Regions from separate parts of the Homo sapiens genome. Here region 2 is linked to region 1. Evidence: chromatin loops called from intact Hi-C (ENCODE). Cell type or tissue: ascending aorta. All regions are shown on one strand.

Region 1 (8,000 bases):
GGTAGGATGTAATATGTATTTCTTAGGGTAAGTCATGGTCAAAGGCTTCAGAAACACTAGCCTATGGCAATCACCCGCGATATGCTGTGTCCCAGGGGTGACACTAACTAGGAGCAGATTTGCTTGCAACTTGCATTTGAAGGATCCACACAGGCAACTGGATTGCCCATTATCCCGCCATACTCGTCAAGGCACCTTTTCAAAAAAACTCCTCTTCAAAACGTTTTCTTATTCCTTTTGGCTTTTCTAACATTATTTTCTGGCCTCTCTTCAGTGGACTTTTATGACTTCAGTTGCCAATGGAGCACTCAGGTATCAACTGCAAGACCTGCTGTGATTTCATTCATGCCTAATTACTTCAAGCTGCCTGTTGCTTGCAAGCATTCCATGTGCTGGCCTCTTTGTCCGTCCCCAGGTCTCAGGCCCCAGGGCTTGGGAGAGCCCTTTGGATGACACTCCAAATGGAAGAGTCTCACACTGACTTCAGAGCCCTCCTTCCTTCCTTGCTGAAGTGTTCTCTCCTGACCCCTGTCCTTGTCAGGCCAGGCCTGTGTCTGAGCAGATGAACAATAGCTGGAAAAGTGACTGTCACAGCCAGGCTTGGGAGGTCCTTCTGTGTGATCCCAGACAGTGCACACTCGGAATGGTTCTCCTTCCCTGTCCAAGGCTGGCAGATGCTTACACATACCCTGAGTGCCCAACACATGCCCCTGGGCATCAGCACATGGGCTCAGGGCTTACGTCCACTGAAAATACTGCCTCCCTCCACTTCATCTCTGACCCTTGATCAATTCGTAAGCAATGCCTTGCAAATGGGTGCTCAGTGTGTCTGTGCATGTGGCAGGGATGAGGTGACCACTAGGGAACCAGCAAACTACCAGAGAAGGGCTTTTCCTCATCAAGCATAGCTCTCAGATTCCCTCCCGAAAGGGCAATGAATGGAACAGTTGGAATGTGCAGAACTGTTTGTGGCCTGGGTCTGTCTGATCACACCTTACTTGCATGTGGTTAGTGTCATTTTAGTCAAGGGCTCCTTGTGTTGTTAATGAGCATGAAGACATCTAAGAGCATAACCTAATTGACTTGAGCACATTTCGATTCCTACTGAGATGCCAGAGATCAGACAACATTATGTCAGTCTCCCTTTCCTTTTTATTCCCTTCCCTTATTTCGATAGGACCTGAATGCAAAATGCCTTGAGCAGACATACTTAATCTCAATGTTCATTGCAAGAAGTGGGATGCAAAGACAGACTATCTGTGCCTCACCAGTTAAAGCAAGTGGTCCAGTAACATGAAAGCTTTGAATAGGAATTTCCAATGTTTCCAAGTTACTTTTGTTTCTCTCAAACTTATTGCTCAGGTTGGATCTTTTGATCTAAATACCAAGTCATCATTAAAAATTGTCACAAAATGAGTTGGGCAGTGTCTCATGCCTGTAATCCCAACACTTTGGGAGGCCGAGGCAGGTGGATCACTTGAAGTCAGGAGCTTGAGACAAGCTTGGGCAACATTGTGAAACCCCATCTCTACTAAAAATACAAAATTTAGCCAGGTGTGGTGGTGCACGCTTGTAATCCCAGCTACTTGGGAGGCTGAAGCAAGAGAATCACTTGAATCTGGGAGGTGGAGGTTGCAGTGAACCAAGATGATACCACTACACTCCAGACTGGGTGACAGAGTGAGACAAAAAAAAAAAAGGCACAAAATGAAGTAAATAATGATTTTTCATGCAGGATGAGTTTGTTAAGAGGCACAGACTCAACATTTGCATATTCTCTTCCTGAATCCAGACATAATGACCCATCTGAGGAAGGACAGCAGGGATGAAATCTCTCTTGACCTCACAACAACGCCAATATGCAGCACAGCATCCCTTCCTGGGTTAAGAGCTTGGTGATCTTCCCACGAACAGGCAGCTGTCCAAATGGAAGCTCAGAGTGACCTCTGTGCCTAGATCTAAAATAAAAGGAGAGAGACAGCCTGAAATTTATGCCTAAATATCCACTCCTGACACACATTCACAATCAACATCAGCAAACATGCTTGGTTTTGGCAGTCTGCTGTTTAGGATTCACATGTTTTTAGATTCTGCAGTGAATATTTAGGTTTTGTTCTTGGAAGTCAATAAGTGCCTGGCATCTAGATGTTTTTCTTCTTCATTTTCCTGAGGGAAATTACAATATTAACATAATGAACCTTAGCAAAGCTAGTGACATTCCCTTCCCGTTCCACCAAAAATAACATGCAATAATGTGAGGACTCACCCTGGAGAGACGCCAGAGTGGAAGGAGAATGATTTGTGGTGGGAGCAGCCCAGAGTGGCCTGATGACCATGCAGGGTACACAGAGGCAGCCATGCAGCCAGCTGGTCTTCATGCTACTTGTCTGTAGAACTGAGCCAAATGGCACTGGCAAGAAGAGGGCCAGGGAAGGCACCTCTGCCTCCCTCCATGACAGCATCAGGGATCCGTAGTCTCAAGGCCAAAGGACCACTGGCTCCAGTAATCACCTTGTGTGAACATCTGTGCCCCAGCTCTATATTCTCTCTCTTTTTTTTTTTTTTTTTTTGAGACAGAGTTTTGTTGCCCAGGCTGGAGTGCAATGGCACGATCTCGGCTCACTGCAGCCTCCACCTCCCAGATTCAAGGGATTCTCCTGCCTCAGCCTCCAGAGTAGCTGGGATTACAGGTGCCTGCCACCATGCCCGGCTAATATTTTTTTTATTATTTTTTTTAATTTTTAGTAGAGATAGGGTTTCATCATGTTGGCCAGGCTGGTCTTGAACTCCTGGCCTCAGGTCATCTGCCTGCCTCGGCCTTCCAAAGTGCTGGGTTTACAGGCATGAGCCACCACGCCTGTCCACCAGCTCTATCTTCTTAAAGCAGATTCCAGTCACTGGCAAGGTAATTCACATGGCAGGCCCTGCGAGGGCTGCTCAGGGCTTCTATAGCATGCACTATAGATGAGGATGATAATAATGACCTCATCACATCGTTGAAAGAGGAGTAAAAGTGCACCTGGCACATACAAAACACCCAATAGATGGGCAATCCTCCCAAGAAGGAGACTGCACTGTCATTGGCATGTCCATGTGAACTTGCTCATCAGGTGGCTTTCTGCTTTCACAAGACGGTCTGCGCAGAACGAGAATGCTGACTTGGGGCTCTCAGGAGGGAGGTTGCTGGTGGCAGGAGAGGGGATGAGGGCATGTGGGCGGGGTGAGGGAACGTGGGGGATAAACTCGATCTACTCTAAGTGTTTTTTCCCGTGCTGGCTGCATGGGGGAAGGGAGGGAGCAGGCTTCAGGAGGAGGGGTAGCAGGAACATAGCATAGGGTAACCTAGTCTCAGAATTTTTCACAATTGGACTTGGGAGAGGGCACCAGTGTTATAAAGGGAAGAGGGCGCCAAGTCGCATAGCTGGGCAGAGGCCAGGGAGGGGAGCCCTAAGTGCTGGGCCAACGTGAGGGTGAGAGCCAGGGCACCGGGAAGCAAGGGCTGTGAGTCAGGGATATTTTCCAATCACAGACCTGGGAAAAAACAGAGCTGGAATGCACTTTAAAAATCACATAGCTCGATTTTTATTTTGCACAGAAACTGAAGCCAGGGGTCCCGTCTCACAAGGAAAAGTTAGAACTTACACTCAGTTGTGTCCATTTAAATCTAACAACCCACAACTTGTTCATAAATTAATTAATTAGTTAACTAATTACAATATAAATTATCCAGACAAAAATTTGAGTCACAGCTTATTTTCCAGCTTTCAGTCACACAGTCAAGAACAAAGCGAGTTTGAATCTGAACACGAGGTTCCAGTATCGGCACTGAAATCATGATGCCCTTTATGACTTCATTATCTGTCAGGGAGAGGCTCGGAGAAACAGGAAAATCGGTTATTTGTAGCTACTCCATTATCTGAAAAATATCCGCGCATAAGTCACATTGGGCTCTAAGGGTTTTACTTTCCACAAGTAGAGAATGCTGGTGAACAGTTGGAAAATAAGAATTCTCTGGGCTTCCTAAACACAATGGCTGCTGTTAAGTTGAATTTATGTATCAGGCCACATAAAAATGTGTGAAAATGAAGAATCAGGAACTAAAGAAAGTAAACAATAGAGAAGAGAAACACTCTTGTCATAAAATCAGTCTGTCTTTTAGACAATTTGTGGCGGGTGGGAAATGGAATTTTTCACATGCTCAGTGCACAGATTTAAACTGTTGATACCTCTTTCGATGTCACAAGGTGGAGGACTTGGAGTATGTGAAAGCTGGTGCTTTCCCCAGGGACCGTGGAGAACAAATGCCCGGGCAGGAGGGCGTGCCTCGGGAGACTCCAGGAACATGAAGAGTATCCCTTGGCATGACCTTTGGATAAAGCCAACTCTTTGTGAACTCAAAGTGACTTGCTGGTTTCCCCAGAGCATGGCTGGCCCCCAAGGGTGTCTTCCTAGCAGTGGCTTGCATCATGCTGTGATAAGGGCTTCTGTCACCCTACAGATGTGAAAGCTCTCCCCTAACTCAAACATCAGCCAAGCACCCCGAGCTACCCTGCAGAGCCAGAGCCTCGGATGTGTGAGGAGTTGCCCCAGCTGGATCAACCAAATCAGGAAGAGACTTTGGCCATTTCAAAAATAAACTTCTCTGCCCACCTCAGTTCATTCGGCTGAAACAGACCAGGGTGAGTCTCACAGTGTCTTCTCCTATTTGGCTACTTTAGCCTGGGGTACTCACACAGGTCAACCCATCTGAACACATGAAAATAGTTCCCATTTAGGCAACCTCAGTTTCTCTTTTATAATCCCTGCAAAGTTAATATAGACTTTCAGGCTAGATTCTACCCAGCTCCAACATTCAACACATCACTCACCTGGTGTGAAAGGAGCCCAGGTCAATATCTAGCTAATGTGTGCCCTGCTGAATCGGCCCGATGACTAACTCTTTTATGTGCTTGCTTCTTGTGAGCTGAAAACTAAACAGAAACTATTTACAAAGCCCAGGGGCCTGAATGGGTGGCTCTCTCAGCAGGGGGTGGGGCCCCACCAAGCTTGGGATGAGGTTGTCAGCTGGGGCCAATTTAGATTTCCCTGACCGCCACTGTCAGCCTTCTCCAGCTTTTGCACAAATTCTATATTCCACTGACTATAGCCTCCCAGCCTCAAATCACTTTGGGAAGCTCTACAAAGACTCATCTCTGACCTGGGTCTTTGTTGTTATTTCCTGCATGAAAATGGGGGTAGGAGAAAAAAAGAGAGACTTTTTTTTCACTGTGTCAGAGTTTGTAAAGTGACACTTGAGTAAGTCTGTGGGGTTAGAGTTATTCAGAGCAAAGGCATACTGTGAAGGAAGCACTTTACAACAGATTGGGTAACAAATCCCGGCCCTGTGTCTGCAGGGCTGATTTTTCGCCTGAAACTAAGAGCTGCAGCTCAGCTTCCTCCTGGGCACCACTTCAGTTCAACAAGCCCAAAGCCACCCTGACCAACTGCCGTCCTAGGGCCCCTCTCACTCCTACATGAGTCTGCCATTGGCCCAGTGCTTCAAACCCACAGTCTGCCTCCCCTCCCATCAGTCACCAAATCTCACCAAGTCGACTTCCTTTCTGCTGCTCACCCCTTTCCACTCTCCCACCACTCTGCTGCTGCCAGTGTGGATGGGCCCGTATCCTCTCCACCTGCACTAGAGTAACATTCCCCTCGCAGGGGCCCCTGCTTCCAGTTCATCCCTCCAATCCTTGCTCCACACTGCAGTCAAGGGTGAGCTTTCTGAAGCAAAAACTCTTCTCAAGTCATTCCCTCCTTGCAGGGCTGCCAGGCCTGCAGGGAACACTGTCCAGTTTTCTAGGAGTGCAACTGAGTCAGGGGCGGGGATTCTGGAGGAGGCTGAGATTTGAGAAGGATGAGTCAGCTCCAGACAAGTTGAGTTTGAAGTGGCTTGAATCATCCTGGAAAAAATGTCATATGGGAAGCAGATAGTCTGTCTAAAGCTCGAAAGAAATGCAGCGGCTGGAGATGGGCCCTGGAAAAACGGGCTTTATCTCTGGCCCTGTCCTCCACAGATCCCGCTGTCCTGCACCATGTTTCAGACACACTGGCCTCCTTGCAGTTCCACATGCCCTTCATGCCCTCATCTCCTGGAGCTTTACAGATGGAGACCCACATATGGAAACACTCTCTCCAGCCTTCTCACACGCTTTGCCTGCTGATCCTCTACTTGTCCTTCAGGACTTGGTTTCAACAGCAACCCCAACAGGATGTGCTCCCAAAGCACATGCACTTGCCACCAGGGCCACATTGATCGTTCATGCTGAGATCAACTATTTCCTGTCTTCTCCCACCACTAGACTCCAAGATCTGGGGTATGCGCTCAGTAAATATCTGTTAAGCAAAAGAATGATTAATTGTTTAATTATTTATCTACAGTATCAAGAAGTTCTATAAGCCCCAGGAAAGATAAATATAAAGAAATGCACACCTAGACATATCATCATAAAACTGCAAAAAAAAAAAAAAAGACAAAAAGAAAATCTTAAAAGCAGCCAGAGAAAAAAAATTCAAGTACCTTCAAGTGAGCAATAGATTGACAGCTAATGTTCCACACAAAAAAACCCCAAAAACCAAAAAAAAAAAAAAAAAAAAAAACAGAAGGCAGCAAACAATGCAATGGTATGTATCTACAAAGGACAGAAGAAAATCAGCTGCCAACCTAGTAACACACTGTGCATGGGGAAAACATGCTTCAAGAATGAAAGTTAAAGAAAGAGGCCGGGTGCGGTGGTTCACACCTGTAATTCCAACACTTTGGGAGGCCAAGGTAGGTGGATCACCTAAGGTCAGGAGTTCAAGACCAGCCTGGGCAACATGGTAAAACGCTGTCTCTACTAAAAATACAAAAATTAGCCAGGCCTGGTGGCTTGCAACTGTCATCCCAGCTACTTGGGAGGCTGAGGCAGCCTCCCGAGGCAGGAGAATCACTTGAACCTGGGAGGTGGAGGTTGCAATGAGCTGAGATGACACCACCTCACTCCCACCTGGGCAACCATAGCGAGACTCTGTCTCAAAAAATAAATACATAGAAAGTTAAAGAAAGACATTTCTGTATCAATGGAAGCTAACATATGCAAGTTGCAAGCTGACTCATACTAAGTGAAATCCTAACAGGCTTTCTTAGATGAAATGCCAGAGATCGTGAATGGTAAATATATGGGCGCATAAAGTGAATGTTGGATGTATAAAATAGCACTTGTTTATATCTGAACAGAAAAGAAGAGAAGCAGTTCTCTTTAGTCAGAAGAGATAGGCATTAGTTATGAAGCTTGGACAAGAAAGGAGAAAAGAAAAACACATTTATTGAGTCATTACTATTTTCCAGATTTTTCTACCATATGACTACTATTTCTAAGGGACGGGACTTCAGTTTCCAAGAGTTTTTAATACACTGTAACCTTACAAGACAAATTCCTACAAAATCCCACCGATTCTTAAACTCATTGATTCTACAAGGAGAGAAAGCTAACCACATGCCTCCCGGCCAGCCCGGAATCCCCAGTGGAGTTTTCTCTCCCCTTCCTTCCTCCCAGAGGAGGAGGAGGATCCCTTCCAGGGAGACTGGAAACTGAGAGGAGTCTGACTACATGATCTCCTGCTTTTCCTTGGATCTAGCAACGCTTTCTGCTCCACAATTTTTCACTTTTCATTTCTTCCCCATTGTCAGTATTCATAGTGTATCTATCCACAGGACCTTCACCCTAGAAGGGACCCTCATGGTTCCCTGTTCTTACTCTTTTCACAGAGGAGGAAACTTAGCCTCAGCTAGGCGAGTGCTTCAGGTCACTGACGAAGTTAGTATCAGGATCTAGACTAATACCAGTAACAGCTGTGGTTAGCTATTATGTGTCCAAGGTGCTTAATATACATATCTCATTCATTCTCTCTCCACTGTGTAATCAGAATATGGTAGGTCATGCTAGAAACAACCATTAAATCTCAACGGCTTCACACCA
Region 2 (8,000 bases), 130 kb after region 1:
GATGGGAGAGGTGAACAGCTGCCTGGCCCTCTGCTGACTCTGTGTCCTCATTGTGGCCTGTCATTGTAGAGTAACACGGACGAGGTGGAGGGTCAGGGAGCCATGCCAGGACTCTCAGAAGATAAGGCGGAGCAAGGAGAATGGCACGGTGTCTGGGAGTCATCAGAGCCAAGTCATAGGGTAGTCTAGTGGCCATTTGTCCCTTTGGTTCTGTGCTATCCATATGGCCCTCAATGCCCAGATAACGACAGTCCAGCCCCCACTCCACACTTACATGCAGGGAACCCCATCCTTCACCAAGTTCCCTCCAAAAGGGCTCTGGGACGCCCATAGAAGATCTGCAGAGCCCGTGGGTCCAGGCTGCTGTCATTGGTCTCCTCGGCTGGCTGCCTCATCACAAGGAGGACGTGCACCCCACTGCCTGCTATCACAGCGGTTTCCCCAGGCTCTGTCCCTGTTCCTGTATCCTTTCCTGCTACCATGGACACAAGCCCCTCCCTCGATTTTCCCAGCACTAAGATCGGGCTGTAACTTCTACAAAAATATATTGAGGACTTGTGGATAACAGGGGGAATGACAAAAAAGAGGAGAAAAGAAATATATTAAAAATGAATGCCAGATACAGCTGCAAACAGTGTCCATAGGGTCCCCAGCCCTCCAGTATCTCAGCTTGCATGGCAGTTACAGTCCAGCTATCATCCGATATATCCTGGACTGGTTGTTTCCAGCTGCCCCTTTCACCCAATGAGTTTCCCAATTAGAAAGACGAATTGTGTGATTTACCCACCACCACTCTTTCAGAATGCTTTTATTATTTAAAAAAAAATTTTTTGAGACAGGGTCTCATTTGCTCTGTCTCCCAGGCTGGAGTGAAGTGGCACAATCATAGCTCACTGTAGCTTCGAACTCCTGGGCTCAAGCAATCCTCTCACCTCAGCCTCCCAAAATGCTCGGATTACAGGCATGTGACACTGCGACCCGCCTCTGAGTGCTTTTATAATGGTGCCTCTACCAGTGTCCAGGGCCTCTCCCTCTCCAAAAATCAGCAAGGGGGAGAAAAGATACCTTATCTAAACCAGCTCTGCATGATGATCTGCAGAATGCAATTATGTCAGTCCATGCTATCAGACTAGTAAGTTCAAGTTTCTTATTTTAAGAACTGGATCATAAATGCACTTCTTTCTTCCCTTCATACGGCTCTAAAATATCTGATCATATTTAAATCAGAATTACAATTCACCACTCGTGGAGCAGAGGTCCAAGCCTTTCATCCAAAATCCCAAGCTAGGAGCCAAGAGAGCCCATCCCGCAAGGTCTGTTCCCCAACAATGGGCAAGAAAGAAAGGAGGCACCCAGGACCTTCCCTCCAGAGTCCAGGCCATTGAGATACCAGCTGACCAGGGCACTGCACCACTCCATGAGCCCCATCACCGCCCTGGTCAAGAGGGCAGGGACCCTTGACCGAGGTGCATGGGAGCCAAAAGTGTGTGTAGGGCAGTAAATATCACCTGGCTCTGGCCCAGATCCAACAGGGCTTAGCTTGGCCATAGGCAAGAACTGAACAGAACATAAGGAAAGGGTTCTTCACCTCCATGTGACTGTGGCTGCTCCCCGATGTACTGTAGGATGCAACCAAAGGCCCTTTGAAGTCTTTTCCCCCAAAGAAGTAATTGGAAAGAATAACCCAAACTTCCACCTAGAAAAACAGAAGAGCTGTTGGCAGTTTAAACATAACAGTCCCAGGTGTCCTCAGATTCTAGCCATCACATTTTCCACAATGCTGGGGCTCTGTCTCAGAGTCCCTGTACGCTCAGCTCCTCTCAGAGCTCATCCTTTTGGGACGGGTACTGTGGCTTACCATTCCAGGAAGGAGATAGGCCCATCGAGGCACCAATGTTGGCTGTGCACTCATCTTGAAAACAGCAACAAGCACCTGGAACACAATTGCTTTGACTTCATCCAGAGCCTCTGGAATCAGGAAAAGTAGACTTGGTTCTCTGGACTCATGGCTGATTTATCATATGGCTGTAGGTGTGTGGCTCTGTGGCTCAGTGTCTCCATCTGCTACCTCCTTCTTCAGATCCTTAAAATTAAAGGGAGGCCTAAAAGGCACTTGACATTGAGTTGTGTTGTTTTTGTGTGGATAACCCCATGAAAGAATAATCCATTAACAGAGGCATCTCCTACTGTCCCTTCATGTAGTAATCCACCCACTCACCCTCAGCAAAAGTGTGGCACTGCCTTCAAAATATAATTTCAGAAGTTGAAGACTTGTCCCAATGGTTTCTGTCAAGAAGCATCTAGAGGAAGTTTAAATCTTGAGCACATGGCTGCCTTTGCCCTTGTAAATTTCTGTAACTTACAAGGCATCCCCTGACTCCAAACAAAACTTCCTTCTGCTGTTGGTGGTTTGCCATTTGCACCATAAAACCAAAGCCTGCCGAAGATACCAGTCCGAGGAGAATGCGGATGAGTGGGCAGGGCACAGGGACACTGGGACTGAAACTGGATGACAAAGAAAATGAACTGAGGGCAAGTCTGGGAAGAAATGGGCAAATGTTACACCGGTGGCTTGATGGGTATCTTCAAAGTGGTCTTTGCTGATCTTGCATTGTTTCCACAATAAATTCAGAACGCAGGCTGGGAGCTCACTGGACTTCAGTCAGATGGCTTGAATTAAAGCCTTAGCTTCACATTTGTGGCTTTCTGGATAAATCACTGAACTTCTTGGCATCTTGATTTCCTTATCTGCAAAGTGGAGGTGATGATACACATGGTCGGTTTCGACCTATCGACCTCCTTAACCTGATAAGAGAATCTCAGATTCATTTTGAGAATAAACTCCCTCAGCTCTGGCCCCAATAACCCTCCACTGTTGATCCTCCTGGCAGGCCTCTATCAGCAAAGAGACCCCACCCTACACAGGGGACAGGTGCTGACCCATGCTGGGCCTCTTGGAATTTCTCCCAGCTCATTTGACTCATGAGCATAGGGTCCCAAGGATGGACAATATAAGCCGATTTATCTCAGCCTGGTTCTTTAGCTGATCCTTCAACTATATGAGTCCCTCTATATCCTCCCTCCCCCAATAAATTCCTTTTTTGCTAAAGTTAGCAAAAATCAGTTGCTGTTACTTGCCACCAAAGAACTCTAATTATACTGCATTTGACAGTTGCCCTGGCTACCTCACAGATAGTTCTGAGAATCAAAAAGACCTGGGATGGGATGTGAAAGCATTTTACTAACCACACAGCTCTATACAGATTGTGTCATTTTTGCTATGCAGAGTCAAATGCTCACTGTGTGCACACTGGGCTGCACAAATCCTTGATGCCAGGAAATTTCCATCACGTTGCTGTAATGGAATTTGGGACAAGTTGTGCCAAGGAATCTCCCGGCCAGAATGAGAACAGTGAGCGTGATGTGCTGCCCTCACCCAATCACTGTGATGTTTTCCACTGGGCATCTGAGCTTGGGGCCAAGCAGGACGGGGCTGCAGCCCGCCTGAGCTGGATTTATGGTCCACGGATTAGTGGGGATAAATCCTCCCTGCTCTTGGAGATCAACTAAATAAACAAGAGGAAAACATCATCTCAGAGTGCGCTGTATAGGCTGAAGGACTGAGAATGAGCAGAATGATGCTGGTCCCATAATTACCTTCGTCGAGATGCTCCTTTAAATGCTCAGCAGTTTTGATGCTGATAATTGAGCTGGCTTTTGGGGGGTTTCCATTGTGGCTCTTTATAGCCATGATCTATGTGCCCATAATGCTAGGTTTTTATTTGTTTGTTTGTTTTAAAAAAGGGGGGGCCTACAGTTAGAGTTCAGGGTGGGCTCAGTGTCTGCTTAACTCGCTGAAAGGCATCAAACTGTAACTTCCAAAGGAAATTGTTTGTCCCAGTGACTTCTCCTGTGCAGCATCGAGAATTTTAAATCTTGACTTAAATGCTGCCCTGAGGTGACATATAAAGGAGTCGTCCTTGCCCCTTGGTAATAAGCAGTCCTTGACAGGAGAGGTTAGCAGGAAGGCGCCGCTGTCCTCGGTTGGGTGTCCAGTATGTGCCAAGCTCTCCAGGAGGCAAAATTCTCCCCCACAGCCCCCGCTGACCAGGAGAAGATGGGAGAGAGGGGGAGAGGAGCCCTGCGCAGAAGCGGCTTCCATCACAGGTGGAAAGGTGAAGAGCACCAAAAGAGAGGAAGGTGGAGTTTTCTGGACATTCCACGGAAAGCACCGGACCCTGGAGAGGACCACGGGGAGCTGACAAGCAGGGCGCTCAGGCACGGGAGGAGTCAACTGTATTGAGGCGGCAGGAGGGAGAGGAGTTTCCGCAGCAGGACAGGCCTGCACGGGGTGCAGCAGCCAAACACCAGGAGGAGAGAATTCCATGGGGCAACTTGGGAAGCCACTGTTAAGACGTCATCAAGGCCAAGCTTTGAGCCCAGGCATTCGTAGCACTCCCACAAACCAGAGGAGCCTGCCCACCGCGCCTGCTCAGAGCCCCACATGTCCCTGCAGCCGCGCAGGCTGCAAAACAAGGCGCGGAGGAGGTGAATCTGACCCTTGGCCCTGGGCGGTGGAGGAAGAAGCACAGCAAATGCAGCCTGTGTGAGTGGGGGTCCCCGGCCCCTGTGCCCTCTATGCATTAGGGATGTGAGGTGGGGCTTCCTGGCCCGTCTCTTCCACGGGCTACCCCAGGACCCTCAGCAGCCGCACCCCTAGAAGATTCCTGAGCGTGTCCGCGGGAACTTCCCTTCTCCCAGGCAGCCTTTCAGCTGCACCTACCACCTCCTTCTCCTCTCAGACTCCCTCATGTGGGCACCATGACACTGAAGACTGGCAGGGCCCCCTCCTTGGCCTTGCTTATGGTTCACTGGGAGAACGTGAGTCTCCTCCTTCTGTTACTGTCCTCCAATGCTCAAAGCTAGCCGCCTTAGGGTGCCAGATGAATGCAGGAACCTGACAGAACGGGGAAAACTCAGTCTCATAATGTCTGTAATAGAAGAGCTTTCTTAGTTCTTGGCCCCAAATGCACCCTCCTTAAAGGCCAGTCCAGACCAGAGGGCAGAGGGGAAGCTGTGCCCTTCCATACCCTCTTTCAACCTCCCTCCCTGCCATACCACCAAAACAAAAACAAGCCCATCATCACCTTCAGCTAAACACAAAAGCACCTTGGACATTCACAAAGTAATAAGTGCTCGGAAAGGCCACCGCACCTTTAATCTGCTCTAGCCAAGTGTGGGATTTCAGCTCAAGCAACCAAGCACCTATACATACATGTAAAGAAATAACACATACACATGGATAACTAAATGGGATAAGTCAGCCTGTGAAAGTACCAAAAGAATAATGCCCTTTGATGATAAATCAACCATCTTCGTGGAATGCCTGTGAGGGAACATGGGAGCTAAACAAGGGCTTAAGGCCAGAGTGGCAGAAGGCTCCATTTACACTTGCACCCCCCCGACCAGAACGCACCTCACACATAATTGTACCTATTTACTTCTTTGACGATAAGGTCCCATGTAGTTTTTGCTCAATATCGTAGCCAGAGGTATTTCAGACATCCTGGTCAATAGTAGGTATATAGCCAATATTGGATGGATGGATGGATGGATGGATGGATGGATGGATGGATGGGTGAATGGGTGGGTGAGTGGAGTAGATGGGTGAGTGGATGGGAGTGTAGGTAGATAGATGGGTGGGTGGGTGCATGGGTGGGTGGATGGATAGGTGGATGGTTAGATTGGTGGAAAGAGTGGGTGGATGGGTAGGTGGGTAGGTGGGTGGATGGATGGGTGAATGGGTGGGTTGATAGGTGGGTTGTGTAGATAGTATGGTTGGGTGGATGAATAGGTGGATAGATGGGTGGGTGGGTGGGTAGATAGATGAAAAGATGGGTGGGTGGATAGACAGATGGGTGGATGGATGGGTAGGTGAGTGAGTGAGTGGCTGAATAGGTGGGTGGATGGGTGGATGAATAGGTGAGTGGATGGTTGGATGGATGGATAGGTGGTTAGGTGACTGGATGGATGTATATGTGGGTGGATGAGGTAGATGGATAGGTGGGTAGATAGGTGGGTCGGTATGTGGATGGATGGATGGAAAGGTGGATGGAAGGATTAGTGGATGATGCGTGTCTACATTTTGGGTTGGATGCATGGTTGGATGGAAGGATGGACATGAGAACTGCACGAGCAAATTTTGTTCATTGTAGGCATCAAGATAGATCGTTGCTCACTTTCCTTGATATTTTTCCAAAACTGCTTATCTATTAAACATTCCTTGGGGAGTATAGATGTAACAAAGTAAACAAAATAGTAATCACTAAAGTTCCTTTTCATTGAGAGCACCACGTAATGAGAAATGCAAATAAGGTAGAAGGGACAGACAGAATAAAAGGCAGCAGCTGGAGGGTCTACATGCCAAGTGATTACATGGGCAAGAATGATGGTAAACAAAGTTATGGACAGATTCAGTCTAGAATTGCTTGGGGACAGTGTGGCATAGGGGAAAGCCCTGGATTAGCGTCTAAGTATCTGGGTTCGAGTCTGCCACTTACTTGCTCTCATACAAAGGGCAACTCACTCAATCTCCTTGGTGCTTTAGTTGCTTCATCTATAAAAGGGCGACAATAATAATAATATTTAGTTAGTCTTCCTGGTGGATAAGACAGCATGAAGATGGAAGCTCTCTGTCAACTGGCAAGCACCTTACAAAGGCTGATACTCATTATCAAACCTTTAGCCAACCTGTGGACACACAAATGTCACAAACAGCATCCTCCTTACCCATTTCCAGATGAAGAGCTGAGACACAGGGCATCAGCTAAGTTACCTTGGGTTGATGCCAGGGAAAGCTGTGAAGGGCTGGCCATCTCCTCGCCCCTGACCATCATACTGTGCCCCAATGCTGCCTGGAGCATCAGTGGAAGGAGGCAGCCAGCTAGGACCTTCAAAGAAAAAAAGGATTTCCCAGCTTTAGCAGACATAGGTAGCCTCGTAAGGGTGCTTTATAAAGTGGAAATTTCACATACAAACACTGCTGCCTTTTGCTATGTCCTTGGCACCTGCCTGTCTGGGTAGGAGATGTGAGGCTGTGTGCCACCTACTCCAGTGTTAATATCTTCAGCCTTTGAGCAGTGCTCATTGGATCTCAGGATTCTCAAAAATAGTTGGATTTTGACCTGAAAGGGACCTTGAAAATTACCTAGTTCAACTGTATCACTATAAAAACAAGAAAACAGTGCAAAAGAAGTGGCGTGATTTATTGAATATTCACAATCTGTTGCCCCTGGGAATTTCGAAGTTGACATTGCATTTAGCACTAAAGAAATAAAAATGAGGCATGAAATTCTAATTTATGGATTCTTTTGCGTACACAGATGGGAGGGAAATGCGGGACTGCTGTTTATCAAACACTGCTGCCCATGGCAGCACAATAGTGTCTCCTGACTGACGAGGACTTTGGGGGAAGTTACACAAGAGTCAGGGCCATGTTCTGCCTTTGGTCTTCAGGCACAATTCTCTGGATTTTGCCACAAGGCCAGATGGCAGGATATGGCTGCAGAAAGATTAAAATGCACTTCTTACTCATGGACAAAGAAATCATGAGCATCTCAAATCTCAAAACCCTCTCCTTAGGCTCTTGTCTCCACCCCCATCATAAGCAACTGCAAAGACCATTTCTGTGTGTCTAACACACTTCCCTGAAGTGCCAGCAAAGCCCTGGGCCATCTGTCTCAGGCATAGCTTCTGACCTTGAGCTAAAGCCCATTGTAGATTGAAATACAATATTTGTAGATTCACTGCCCCCATGAGGCTTTTAAAAATAAAGCTCAGGGAGTAGCACAAAGACTGCTGAAGAGCAAAGGGAGGGTTTGGGGCTGTGCGTGGCCTCTGTGTTAGGTGGAGCCCATGACCAGCCAGGTGGAGTTGGGTGTCACCAGCCACATATTAAACCAATGCTCCCTTGGATTGTTTCAGTAGATAGTGAGGAAATG

Evidence for each region. Hi-C counts contacts between places; a loop is a spot of excess contacts. Peaks named below come from ENCODE experiments on the same cell type or tissue, not always from the same donor. Only the 100,000 strongest peaks of a DNase experiment are listed, where the experiment ranks them.
Region 2: a loop joins it to region 1, with 2.6 times the contacts of the local background. A loop is called at or near these places in 6 of 110 quality-filtered maps.

What each region holds. Positions count from the first base shown.
Region 1 is chr18:10,138,115-10,146,114 of GRCh38, reverse strand. No RefSeq gene overlaps it. Among named protein-coding and RNA genes, the nearest start is that of VAPA, 230 kb to the right of the region's middle. RefSeq lists an enhancer at 5,132-5,631. In ascending aorta, no CTCF peak of the experiment used is centred here; a DNase peak (open chromatin) is centred at 3,448; H3K4me3 peaks cover 993 bases; H3K27ac peaks cover 1,042 bases.
Region 2 is chr18:10,006,210-10,014,209 of GRCh38, reverse strand. No RefSeq gene overlaps it. Among named protein-coding and RNA genes, the nearest start is that of VAPA, 96 kb to the right of the region's middle. In ascending aorta, a CTCF peak has its summit at 7,817; a DNase peak (open chromatin) is centred at 3,389; H3K4me3 peaks cover 405 bases; H3K27ac peaks cover 3,773 bases.